Regions from separate parts of the Homo sapiens genome. Here region 2 is linked to region 1. A link is an interaction called in ENCODE POLR2A ChIA-PET data of the cell type or tissue named here. Cell type or tissue: OCI-LY7. All regions are shown on one strand. Links, peaks and the distances in the headings refer to the core of each region. The heading gives the core; the rest is flanking DNA.

Evidence for each region. ChIA-PET counts read pairs that join two places held together with the same protein. Peaks named below come from ENCODE experiments on the same cell type or tissue, not always from the same donor. Only the 100,000 strongest peaks of a DNase experiment are listed, where the experiment ranks them.
Region 2: POLR2A ChIA-PET joins it to region 1 with 8 read pairs; 2 of 35 experiments call an interaction of 5 or more read pairs at or near these places.

What each region holds. Positions count from the first base shown.
Region 1 is chr13:74,053,731-74,061,751 of GRCh38, forward strand. All of the region lies in intron 1 of KLF12 (KLF transcription factor 12), which reads right to left. Among named protein-coding and RNA genes, the nearest start is that of KLF12, 77 kb to the right of the region's middle. In OCI-LY7, for the core only: no CTCF peak of the experiment used is centred there; no DNase peak of the experiment used is centred there; H3K27ac peaks cover 296 bases.
Region 2 is chr13:73,924,688-73,931,164 of GRCh38, forward strand. The region is part of intron 3 of KLF12 (KLF transcription factor 12); the gene reads right to left. Among named protein-coding and RNA genes, the nearest start is that of KLF12, 210 kb to the right of the region's middle. In OCI-LY7, for the core only: no CTCF peak of the experiment used is centred there; no DNase peak of the experiment used is centred there.

The sequences.
Region 1 (8,021 bases), core at 854-5,853:
AATTATTGCATGAATATTCTTGGACTAGAAATGTTTTTAAAATATTGCCTAAAATTATATCAGTACATTGTTAAGAGGGAGAATGAGGTGGAGGGAAAGCAGAAAACTTTGTGGCATGTCTGCATTTTAGTCACAATGAATGGTAAAATGGGACCTAGAGACACATAGTCATTAAAAGAACTAAGGATAAATTCATTCTGTGGGATTAATGGGTACAGAATATTACTATGAACATTTAGAGGCATATTTCTTAGTCGTAATTAAGAAAGTATTTGTGTCATATCTTAATGAAATCCCACTCTCAAGAAACATTTGCATGTATTTCATCACATAAAAATAATCTTAGGGCACTGTAAATTTTAAATTGCTCCAGAATATCTTCAATAGGTATTTCATACTACTCACAGTATGAAAATTCTTAGACCAAAGAAAGAAAACAACAAAACATATAAAGTCTGCTCCTAACTCCAAAGACTGACAACTGACAGGCTTGTGAAGGCCACTGGAACAATTCATAAAGAGAAATCAAAGCAACTGACTTCAGAATGATCATTTAAATTTTCAGATGCTTTGGCCAAAAATTTGGTATCATTTATACATGATACAGAATATAAAAAAGCCATTAGGGTAGCTGTAGTCAGAAGCTGGAGTTTTTCCATCAGCATAAAAATCCCACGGAGAGTCAGCTCACCATGACCTGTATCAATTCCCTTGTAGAGGACCAAGCCCGAGACCTGATGGGAGAGGCTGGCAAGGAAGAGCAAGGAAGTGAATACTTGGTTTTAGAAAGACAGAACAAAAGAGAACTTCAAGATTATCAAGTTCAAATGATTCATTTTACAAATGAAAAAACAACTCAAGGCTTAATGCAGGAGCACATAAGCTTCTAAGATCAGAATCCAGGGCCATTCTCACAACTGTGCTGCCTCCTTTGTTAATGCAATTTTTTGGTGTTCCTAATATATCAAGGTTCCTATACATTTTGCTAACTACATTAACACCATTGGCTTTTATTCACTGGACCGTGTACTTTCCATTCTTGATAGAATTGCTTGTACCTCATTTTCCAAAATAAAAACAATGTCTACGATCTTAAGAAAAATTACTCATAAGCTTAAACATCTTCAGTGCACATATACACTAATTTGAAATTAGCAAAGACTTAATACTAAAGAAAATAAAAGTTCATTGTATTATACTTTGTATGGACACATGACATTTATTCCAAAACATGATAATACAGCATCACACACATCAGAACATCGCGATGAAGAAGGTAAGAAATTACAATAACAGGGCAAAGAAATTAAGACAAAGAGACGTCAAATATCTTGCTCAAGAGCACCTAGCAGAATATGCAATTGTACAGCAGCCACTGACATTTACCAAATATTTTTAAAGCATCAGAAAAATCATGTTAAGAAAAACTGCCATAAGAAAGCTAACAAAGTTGTAACAAGTCAAATTCTGCCCTTTACTCTCTCACCAAAATATCGTGTAGTGTTGGCATCAAGTAGTTGGAAGTTTAGACTTCTATTTCTCAAATCCATTCCATTTACTTACATGTCTTTAAAAGGCAAAACCCTAGCTGTAAAGCAATTTATTAGAAGAAAAAAAATGTTTGTACTGATGGAACACAACAACAAATCAATACAAAGCATTTATTTACTTTGCCATCAGATTATCTGAGGATGTCTGGAAACTGTATTTTCTTGGTTCTTTACAAGATGCAACAGAAAGCTGCAAAGCGTGCTCCAGTAGGTCTGATCTCGTATCACACTGTGCACATATGATGTGCATCACCATCTATGCAAGAATATGGAAACAAACTATAGGCACAGTCAACCTTCCACAGTGTTTTTACAAAGCTCTTCTGTTTTCACCTGGGCTTAGCTTCTCTGCAGCCAGAGCTCACCATGGCTCTTACCACGGACAGTCAAGATACGTCCAAAGGAAATTTTCCCTGTAACACTGGAAGGTAGGATAAGCAACGGTGGCAGAGGGAAAAAAACAACCAACAACAATTTACCCTAAACACTGAGTTGTTCTAGCAGCAGGTGGACAATAAGCAGTGTATATAAAACCTCAAGTCTGGGGCCAGGATAAACGGAGGCATGTAAGGCCCAGGAAGGACAAACAGCAGGCTTGGATAATGATATCAAAACAACCCCAAGAACAGTGGTAGATGTGCACAGGTGGGTAACAGAGGCAGAAGAAACAGAAAGAAGCATTGAGCATGAGCTGTGCCAACACCTTCTGAGGCTATCCTCAACCCAGTTCAGGAAAACATGGGTGTACCTGAGAACTCAGATGCAGACACCTGCAGATACTTGCCAGAAGAGGAAAGCAGAAGGAGGTAAGAGTCCAGCAGCTCCCAACCACAAATGTTTTTAAAATAGGATATAGGAATGGAGGAGGTCTGAGGGAGGAAGAAAGGGAGAGCAAGAGGGAGGGAAAGAGGGAGAGAAGCAGGCAAGAATGGAGCCCACACTGTGATTTAAAGAGGAAGAAAACCAAGAACCATATTGGGTGTACACAGCAGCCCATCAGTTATGCAACATACATGTAACCCAAATTTCACTGACTGTCACTTCTTTCTAAAGCATCTGTTAGGGGATTTGTTCCTGTATGTTCGTTGGTAGTTTTTTAGGGCCTGGCTTTTATTGCTCACTTGTCATTCTACTTACAGTAAAGATTAATAACACTTCATATGGTGTGTGATGAATAAGAAATTCAACTGACACGGCACTAGGTGTAAAATTATGCAGTACATCCATCGCTTTGAGTGCATGAGAATTCGATTTAACATGAAGAGCTCCCTGCACAGAGGGGAGAAGTAAAACTTATCTAAGTATTTGCCATGCTTATTCTACAAATAGGCTCAGAAAAGTAATCTGTGAAAATAAAAATTGTGTTACCCATCTATATTGTTGAACTAAAAAATGTTATTTCGAAGTTACAGTAAACCCCAACTCATCTAAAATCTACTAGACCAAAAAAGCCGAGATTACCATAATTATTTTTGGCTTTAATTCTATGTGTAAAAGAGGAATGGAAAAATATTTAAGAGCCATGTCTGCCTTTTTTGGGAGGGGAGAGAAGGATGAAATTCATCTCAGTGGAAAAATAAATCTGCATACCTACACACCTCCCTTGTGGGGCCTGGTAAAGGAGTGAAAAGACCTGGAGAAAGTATTAATGGGTCTCTAGATGAGCAAAAGGAGGCCCAGAAGTGGGTGTGGGCACAGGAGCCAGAGAAAGTTGCAGTGCTCTGTGTAACTCAGACTCAACATTATTTTTGTACTCTGCAGTGAGAGACAGAGAGACCAGCCATGATGAGCTGCCAGATACAAGCTGCTGAATCCTGAAGAGGCACTTTTAAAAAACATGGTCTAATATTCGATTTCAGGCTTTTTTGTTTCTGAACTTCTGAACTTTTGTTGCCCTTATCTTCATTATCTTCATAAAGTTTACCCAACATGATCTTAATTTTAAAAAAACAGAAAGGCAAGGGAAAAGGGCTGTGTTCCTGTGTGGGTGGAGACAAAGTACAACAGGGACAGCCAGTTCATAATGGCGAGACAGACACAAAGCTGGAAATCCAGCTGCCTGAAACCTCCACCCCATCCCCAGGGACCGAGAGGGAACTGTGACCTCCTCCCATCCCTAATCTCACTGGGCTCCCAAAGAACAGGTTACAGCATGTACTACACTCTGAGAAGACAAAAGCAATCGAAACGATGGCTACAATGGTAACTGTTAAGACCAAAGCACTCAGCTAGTATAAGACAAAATATCTATAAATAAAAAAGACAATTTTGACCATATCAATCAGTCACTTCCACCTCCTAAACTGGAATAACAAGTTGCTTTTCTTATCCCCAGTCATTGATATACAGAAGAGACAAGTCAATTCAATGGCCAGAAATTGCCAATGATGAAATTATTCAACTATTTTAAAAGAGAATATATTATCAGCTCTTAAAATTGAGCACAAAAATTCAAAAATGAGAGACAGTAACATCCTGAAAGTTATTTTTGTTATACATAAGGGAAATGAGGAAAAATAAGGGAATGGTAACATTCAAAGGGAGAAGAGAAAGATGAAGAGTAAGAAGGAAGGAGGTCAAAGCATGTACAGTGAAGGGAAGAATCAGATGAAAACAGAGATAGAGACTTGGAAACAGGGAAAAACAAAAACTGAAAGAGTTCATGCAGCCACTTTATAGCTATGTAATTTTTTTTTTTTTTTTTGAGATGGAGTCTCACTCTGTCACCCAGGCTCCAGTGCAGTGGCATGATCTCGGCTCACTGCAACCTCCATCTCCCAGGTTCAAGCAATTCTCCTACCGCAGCCTCCCGGGTAGCTGGGAGTACAGGCATGCACCATCACGCCCAGCTAATTTTTGTATTTTTAGTAGAGATGGGTTTTTGCCATGTTGGCCAGGCTGGTCTCAAACTCCTGACCTCAACTGATCCACCCGCCTCGGACTCCCAAAGTGCTGGGATTACAGGCATGAGCCACTGTGCCCGGCCAGCTATATAATCTTTGATAAGTTTCTCAGAACCTTAGTTTCCTCATCTGCAAAATGGGTGTGAAGGAATTTATCTCATAATTTTATCTTTTTTTTTTTTTTTTTTTTTGAGACAGAGTCTCGCTCTGTCACCCAGGCTGGAGTGCAGCGGCATCATCTCGGCTCACTGCAAGCTCCGCCTCCGGGTTCACGCCGTTCTCCTGCCTCAGCCTCCCGAGTAGCTGGGACTACAGGCGCCCGCCACCACGCCCGGCTAATTTTTTTGTATTTTTAGTAGAGATGGGGTTTCACTGTGTTAGCCAGGATGGTCTCGATCTCCTGACCTCATGATCCGCCCACCTCGGCCTCCCAAAGTGCTGGGATTACAGGCTCATAATTTTATCATTTAAATAATATATGCAAAAGTAACACACATATAAAAATGCATAGCCATACACAGCAGAGTGTAAAAGAAGGAAAGACATTTTAAAGTATAAGATGATCATGAATGAGACCTGCTACTATGAACTTGGATTGTTGTTCTTATTTTCTACTTATTTGATTTGATTTTAGATTCAGGGTACACATGTGCAGGACTGTTACACGGATATATTGCATAATGCTGGGGTTTGGGCTTCTAATGAGCCCATCACCCATAAATGATCATTGTACCCAAAAGGTAATTTTTCAGCCCTATTCCCCTCCTAATCTCCTGCCTTTTGGAGTCCCCCAGTGTCTATTGTTTATGACTATGTGGACCCACTGTTTAGTTCCCACTTATAAGAACATGCAGTATTTTATTTTCTGTTTCTGACTTATTTCACTTAGGATAGTGGCCTTCAGGTTTCATCCATGTTGCTGCAAAGGACAACAGTTTCATATTTTTATGGCTGCATAGTATTTCAGTGTGTATACACCACATTCTCTTTATCCAGACAACTGCTGACAGACATTTAGGTTGAATCCATGACTTTGCTATTGTGAATAGTGCTGCGATAAACACACAAGAGCAAGCATTTTCATAGAATGATTTATCTTCCTTTGGGTAGACACCCAGCAGTGGGATTGCTGGGTTGAATGGCAATTCTATTTTTAGTTTCTTGAGAAATCTCCAAACTGCTTTCCACAGGGGTTGAACTAGTTGTTCCCACGAGCAGTATACATGCATTCTCTTTTTTCTGCATCCACACCAACAACTGTTGTTTCTTGACTTTTTAATAATTGCTATTCTGACAATTATTATCATGTGTAAGATGATATCTCATTGTGGTTTTGATTTGCATTTCTCTGATTAATGATGTTGAGCATTTCTTCATGTTTGTTGGCCACTTACATGTCTTCTTTTCAGAAGTGTCTGTTCATGACCTTGGTCCACTTTTTAATGGAGTTTTTTTTCTTGTTGAATTCTGTGTGGATTCCGGATATTATTAGTCCTTTATTATCAGAGGCATAATTTGCAAATGTTTTCTCCCATTCTGTAGATTGCCTGTTTATTTTGTTGATTATTTCTTTTGCTGTGCAGAGGCTTTTTAACTTAAGTTCCATTTGTCTATTTTTGATTTAGTTGCATTTGCTTTTGGGGAATTAGCCATAAACTCTTTGTCTAGGCCAATATCCAAAAGAGTTTTACCTTCCAGGGCTTTTATAGTTTCAGGTCTTATATTTAAGTCTTTAATCCATCTTAATTTTTGTATATGGTGAGAGACAGGGGTCCAGTGTCATTCTTCTGCACAAAGCCAGCCATTTTCCTAGCACCATTTGTTGAATAGAGTGCCACTTCCCCATTGTTTATTTTTGTCCACTTTGTCAAAGATCAGTTGGTTGCAGTATGTGGCTTGATTTCTGGGTTCTCTATTTTTCTCTATTGATCTATGCATCTATTTTTGTACCAGTACCATGATGTTTTAGTTACTATAGCTTTGTAGTATAATTTGAATTCAAGTAACATGATGCCTCTAGCTTTGCTCTTTTTGGTTAGGATTGTTTTGGTTGCTCGTGGTCTTTTTTGTTTTCATATAAACTTAAGGATTTTTTTTTAATTCTGTGAAGAATAACTTTGGTATTTTCATAGAAATTGTGTCGAATCTGTAGATTACTTTGGACAGTTTGGTCATACTAACAATATTGATGCTTCCAATCCATTTGTTTGTATCAATTAAAATTTCTTTCATTAGTGTTTTGTAGAACTTCTTCTTAAGAAGACATCTTTCGCCTCCGTGGTTAAATGTATACCTAGGTTTTGTGTGTGTGTGTGTGTGTGTGTGTGTGTGTGTGTGTGTGTGTGTGTTGTAAATGGGGTTGAGTTCCTGATTTGGTTCTCAGCTTGAACATTACTGGTGTACAGAAATGCAACTGAATTTTGTACACTGGTTTTGTATCCTACAACTTTACTGAAGTTGTTTATCAAGTCTAGGAGCCTTTCCAAAAAGTCTTTTGGGTTTTCTAGGTATAAGATCATGCCATCAGTGAACAGAGATAATTTTACTTCCTCTTTTCCAATTTGGATGTCTTTTATTTCTCTCTTACCTGATTGCTCTGGCTAGGCCTTCCAGTACTCTGTTGAATAGGAGTGGTCGTTTTCTATTTTCTAAAATGTTCACTGATCTCTATTCACAGGTTTTAACTTCTTGAACTTTACTCCTGAAAAAGCACTTCACTATTGATAGAGCACTTATTTCCTACCAGAAGAGAAATTATTTTCTAGTAGACAAGGGTGAGGGGAATAGTACCATCTCATGGGCTAAGTCTAGACCTTGGTCCCTGGGTTACCATGTGTGGTCCAATACTTTCAACACAAACAAAAATGCAGCTATCGAATCAAGGCCTTGAGGCATTGTACAATAAAGTAACATTCATCATAGCAAGAGTTCACATTAACTTTGGTCTTTTTATGTAGGAGGTACCAAATGAGGCATTTCAGATATATTCTCTCAAAACATCACAACAATCCTTTAAGGTTAAGTTCTATCAATAAGGTCATCTTATAAATGAGGAAACTGAGGCCCTGATATGTTAGGTAACTTAGCCTAGGTCATGTAACACTGAGGGAGGAACTAGGTTTCAAACACAGATAGGTGGGTTCTGGAGCCTAGCTTTTAATCACTAAGACAAATTTCATGATCCTTAAGAAACTTCTAAGTTCCAAAGACAGATGAAATCAAGGTCCAGAAAAATTTAATATAAGCATACTACAGTTTTTCCTAATTGCCCTCTAAAGTGGCACGCCAGTTATTGCACACAGTGACTTTCAATTAGACTCATCCATCTAATTTCCATGATACTTCCTAGACTGTGAGACCACAGATAAAAAAAACACTCTGGGGTCTCAGTTTCTTCACCTGTGATTAAAAACAATCCCAATGATGTCCCAAGTTCTAGCAAATAATGAAAAATTACTCTGCAACCTCTGCCATAACTTCCAAGTATCCCGAGGCTAATCTGATCCTTTTCCCACTGAAACATGGTGGCACTCTCTGAGCAAAAGTCTTTAATTTGAAGGAAGCATCC
Region 2 (6,477 bases), core at 1,478-6,477, 130 kb before region 1:
AGAAAGCTAGAAATGACTAAGTTTGGTGAGAAAGGCATGTTGAAAGCCAAAACAGGCTGAAACCTAGGCCTCTTAAACCAAATAGCCACACTGTGAATGAAAAGGTAAAGTTCCTGAAAGAAATTAAAAGTGCTACTCCAGTGAATATACAAATAAGAAAGTGAAACAACTTTATTGCTGATATGGAGTAAGTTTGAGTGGTCTCGACAGGTGATCAAACCAGCCACAACATTCCCTTGAGCCAAGGCCTAATCCAGAGCAAGTCTCCAACTTTCTTCCATTCTATGAGGCTGAGAGAGATGATAAGGCTACTGAAGAAAAGTCTGAAGCTAGCTCTAGAGCTTGGTTCATGAGGTTTAAGGACAGAAACTGTCTCTGTAACATAATAATACAAGATAAAGCAACAGCTGATGTAAAAGCTGTGGCAAGTTATCTGGAAGATTTAGTTAAGATCATTGATGAAGTTGAGAATATACATTAAACAACAGACTTTCAGTGTATACAGAACAACCTTGTATTGGAAAAAGATGGCATCTAGGACTTGCATAGCAAGAGAGGAGTCAATGCCTGGCTTCAAAGCACAGGCTGACTCTCTTGTTACAGGCTAATGTAGCTGGTGACTCTAAATTGAAGCCAGTGCACATTTACAACTCTGAAAATCCTAGGGTCCTTAAGAATGATGCTAAATCTACTGTCTGCTCTAGAAATGGAACAACAAAGCCTGGATGACAGTACATCTGTTAACAGCATGATTTACGGAGTATTTTAAGCTCACTATTAAGACCTACTATTCAGAACACAAGATTCCTTGCAAAATATTACTTTGACAATGTACCTAGTCACCCAAAAGCACTAACAGAGGTGTACAAGGAGATTAATATTATTTTCATATTTGCTAACACATCCATTCTGCAGCCCGTGGATAAGTAGTCATTTTGATTTTCAATTATTATTATTAAAGAAATATATTTCATACAGTTATAGCTGCCATAGATAATGATTACTTTGATGGACGTACACAAAGTAAATTGATAACTTTCTGGCAAGGATTCACTATTCTAGACACCCTAAGAACATCCTGTGATTCATGGGAGGAGGTCAAAGTATCAACATTAACACGAGTTTGGAATAAGTTGATTTCACCCACATGGATGACTTGGAGGTGTTTAAGACTTCAGCGGAGGAAGGAACTGCAGATGTGGTGGAAATAGCAAGAGAACTAGAACTAGAAGTAAAGCTTGAAGACATGATGGAATTGCTTCAATCTCAGATAAAATTTTCACAGATGAGGAGTCGCTTTTTCCAGATAAGCAAATGGTTTCTTTAGATGGAATCTACTCCAGGTAAAGATGCTGTCGACATTGTTGAAACAACAACAAAAGATTTAGAATACTTTATGAACGTAGTTGAGCATGCAGAGGCAGGGTTTGAGAGGACTGACTCCAATCATGAAAGCAGTTCCACCGTGGGTAAAACACTATCGAATAGCATTGCATGCTACAGAGAAATCTTTTATGAAAGAAGAGTCAACTGATGCAGTAAACTTCATTGTTTCATTTTAGGAAATTGCCACAGCCACCCCAACCTCAGCAACCACCACCTTGATCAGTCAGTGGCCATCAACACACAAGGCAGACCCTCCAGAAGCAAAAAGATGAAGATTTGCTGAAAGTCCAGATGATCGTTAGCATTTTTTAGCAATAAAGTCCTGTAAAATTAAGGTATATACATTGTTTTTAGATGTAATGGTCTTGCACACTTAATAGAATACAGTAGAGCATAAACATAAGTTTAATATGTACTAGGAAACAAAAAAAAATTGTGTGACTTGCTTAATTGCAATATTTGCTTTATTGTGGTGCTCTGGAACCAACTCTGCAATATCTCTGAGGTGTGTCTGTATCTTCAGGATATTTCTTCAATGCTCCTTTTCTCTCTCTCTCTTTTTTTTTTTTTTAACATAAATAAAGGAGAACCAAAGGTAGAACTTACTTTTCAGAACTAATCAAACTATATCACTCTAACACATGGTTTTTAGACACAGAATAAATGGTTCGGTTTTAAGCACACGTAGTTTCTCTGCGTGAATTACTCAAGTAATTGTGTCTCTGCAGATCAGGGTACATTCAGTGCATATCTGTAGAATTGTATCATTTCAGTAAAATGGAGAGTCTGCATAATCACATTCACCCCATTTTAGAAGACAACTGAGAACATGACAGAACAGCACTCAACTCCGTGTCTCCTTTGAAAAAAAAAAAAAAGTGCCAAGTTATCCCATGAATTCTTCCCAAAGTGTTAACATGGAATTGAAATAAAGTCATACGAAATAGCATAAAAAATGTGAAAGGGTGTCATGTATGAAACTCAAATGTCTTACCACTTAAAATATAACACAGCTTTTATGTGAACAAATACAATAATTCCCATTTTATCTAAATGAACTCTAGAACAGTTGAACAGGCTTGAAAATCCAGTACCACAGAAAGAAGTAAGGAGTTGCACCATTGAGAAGGTGAGAAAGGGAAGAAGACTAAGCAGCCAGCTAAAAGTGGGAGAGCCCAGAGGCTTCTCCCCTTGATCACTCCTCTCCTCCCCAAATCAATACTAACTCAGGATTCTTATTTTATATTACAAGTAACAGTTTTCTTGTACAAAGCAATGAGGAACGTACCCTCTCTTACTGGAAAACATCAGCTGTGGGGCAGTACCTTGGTACAGGATAAGCCCCATTCCCATCCGTGTTTTCCACACTATCTCCATCCAGCCCATAACACCCTTTCATCTTTTACCTCTTCTCCAAACCTTTACTAACAAGAGTCAGCTCTGTTTCCACCTCTAACATTAGGCCAGAACTTCCTTATACTAATATTAACATCTACCTCTTTATTTTATTTTTTATTTTTTGAGATCGAGTCTTGCTCTGTTGCCCAGGCTGGAGTGCAGTGGCGCGATCTCGGCTCACTGCAACCTCCACCTCCTGGAGTTCAAGCAATTCTCCTGCCTCAGCTTCCTGAGTAGCTGGGACTACAGGTGCGTGCCACCACACCCGGCTAAATTTTTTTTTTTTTTTTGTATTTTTAGTAAAGACAGGGTTTCACCGTTTTAGCCAGGATGGTCTTGATCTCCTGACCTCGTGATCCGCCTGCCTCGGCCTCCCAAAGTGCTGGGATCTCTTTTTTTTTTTTTCAGACAGAGTCTCACTCTGTCACCAGGCTGGAGTGCAGTGGCATGATCTCGGCTCACTGCAACCTCCGCCTCCCGGGTTCAAGTGATTCTCCTGCCTCAGCCTCTTGAGTAGCTGAGATTACAGGCACACACCACCACACCCAGCTAATTTTTGTATTTTTAGTAGAGACGGGGTTCCCCCATGTTGGCCAGGATGGTCTTTATCTCTTGACCTCATGATCTGCCTGCCTCAGCCTCCCACAATGCTGGGATTACAGGCGTGAGCCACCACACCTGGCCAACATCTATCTCTTAAGTCCACGATGATTTCTGGGGATCTTGTCCATCCACAGTTTTTACTGAAAACCGTAAACTATATACAGGCACTTGAAATATGCAGGCAGTTAAACCCTTTAGCTAAAGGTTAAGTGTTAGAAGTTCTAGGCGATAATCTCACAATGGTTACAATTATCTCTGAGATTTAAGCAAGTGATCATTATGTTTTCATGTGATACATGGTGACCACAATACTCTATTCCATCTTCTCAATGAATTGAGAAAATACCAAATAATAACACACAAGTAAGTGCTCTCAATTATGCAAGGGGTATATACAAATGGAAAGCAGTACTTGTTGCTATTTTTCTTTATACCACAAACACTGAATAAGTCAGAGGAAGTACATTTCCAACACTAAGGAAATGCAAGCCTAAATTAACCAAATCAGTTTCTATCTACTAATCAATAGATGGCATTATTTCAATATGCATTTTTCATGAAACATGATAAAATAATGAGAATAATTCTTCAAGACCTGCAAAAATCAATGATTTCCCATGACTGTCTTACCTAACATGCTTTTGGCATTTAAGTTGCCACTTTGTATCACAAAAAAAGCAACGTTAAACGTAGCTGATTCTGACACTGAGAAGCTGGGTGACCCTCAAGTTCCTTAACCATTATTAATTACAGCTGTCCTCATTGGTAAAGTGGCAATGATCACCACAAGATTACTAGGGTGTCAGATAATATAAGTGCCCAAGCACATAAAAGCATTCATAAATAGTACCCCCCATAGACATTCTTATTGAAAATTCAATATTAGGATCACTCTCCAAGTAAACTGTGGGGCTCCTTCAAGTCAGATTCTTGCCTACCTTCATCCCTCATAACTCACACCATTTTGTGACTAAAAATGAATGTGTTTGAAATCAAACTGAGAAGAGAATTAATCCACATGATAAAATTTAAGCTCAATTAAGTGCTAAATTGGGTGGGTAGTGATTGTAAGTAGATTCAATAAAAGTGCAAATACAAGAGAGATCAATGGAAATGCTTTCTGGAAGAGGGATTTTGTGCTGGGACTTGCAAGACAACTATGACTGAAATAAACTAAAGGAACAGAGGAGGGTGCTTCAGGTTGTAGTCACTGCTATTAGCTAAGAAATATTACATATATTAACTTCTTTACTTTCCCAGAAACTCCATGAGGCAGATATTATAATCCCCATTTTACAGATAAAGAAACTGAGACAGATTAAGTAGCTTGCCCAGGTTACACAAAGTGTCAGAGTAGGACATAAATACAGAAAATTTGGCTTCAAAATCCACACATCGTATCGCATAGTCATCAAAATAAGATCTACTGATCAGAAAAGAGAGTACATCTCACTGTATCAGCTGCAAACAACAGAATCCCCTCCGTATAGTTTAAGTGGATAGAGACACTTTTTCAAATATCAGCTCAGAAATCTCAGTACATCAGAGAATCAGCCAGGAACAACATGGGTGGGGCAAAGCGCAAGCACACTAGGTCTGCTCCAGTAAAAATACCACTGCTGCCACCTCCAAGTGTGTGGTGCCAGAAATGTCACAGCCTCTGCCACAACGCCGTTAAGTCCTAACCATTGCACTTGCCCAAACAGCTGTTCTGTGTGCAGGCAGCCTTACATTGCTCCCTTCTGCATCCCTTTTATGCATGGTACAGCAGATGGGCAACATGTCCATATCCTAGCAGCAAGAGAGTCTAGGAAATGCAGATGAAAAAATAAAGATTCTATCTTGGGAGGACTGGAATCACAACACAAGAAAGTAACAACATGTCAACATGATAAATAAAAGATGTCAGGCAATCACAAAAGGCCACTACACACCCTGATCACAAGCAGGCTGAAAGGTTCTGAGAAATAAAGTCAGCTATATAAAGTAGGGTCAGATTATATAGGTGCAACTGCATTTGAAAACAATTTACTCTGTCCAATAAAGGCCATAGGTCTCTTAACAATAGCAAGACATTGTTTAGGGAATAATGTAAAGATGATTGGTTCAAAAATTGCAAGTGCCAGAAACTTGAATTTTTTCCCCACCATTTAGAAATGTTATATCATAAAAGCATAGTCATATGCATCATTTTTTTAAAAAACGCAAATATCTATTAAATAAACTCTATTAAATAAACTGGCCACATCATATGTCATACATTATTTTTGCCTCTTACAGTTTTCTTATATTTCTTCAAGGATCATTTTCTAAGACAATGGAGACACTGAATGCTAATAATGTTTTATGTTTTTGGAAACAATTTGAATTAAAATACTACATATTAACTAGAAAAGTTTTTTATTCAATTTGGGAAATTGAAAGTTTTTTAAAAACCATCATTCATTTAACTGTCACAACCATATATGTTTCTGAATAACGTTTGAAATGCTTTCTACAGTAACAATTGTTTTTAGTAGTTCATGTTTAAGGAAAGACACACATGATAAGACATAGTATTTCTGAGTAAAATCCAGAATACAGAATTAAACACATCTATTTTAAAATGGCAATTATTGGTAAAAGGCAAGTATATAACGGCACAATATCAATGTTTTGATTTTACAGTATAAACAGACTGACAGTAGCAATTTTTTCCTGATAATAAAGTAATAAAGCACAGCATTACTTTGGAGCATCATTAATGTTAAATCTTTTTTCAACATCTATGTGAATAACTGGAAACATTTTTTTTTTTTTTTTTTTTTTGAGACGGAGTTTCGCTCCTTGCCCAGGCTGGAGTGCAATGGCGCGATCTCGGCTCACAACATCCTTCGGGTTCAAGCAATTCTCCTACCTCAGACTCCTGAGTAGCTAGGATTACAGGCATGTGCCACCATGTCTCGCTAATTTTTTGTATTTTTAGTAGAGATGGTGTTTCTCCATGTTGGTCAGGCTGGTCTCAAACTCCCAACCTCAGGTGATCCACCCGCCTCGGCCTCCCAAAGTGCTGGCATTACAGGCATGAGCCACTGCCCTAGCCACATATTT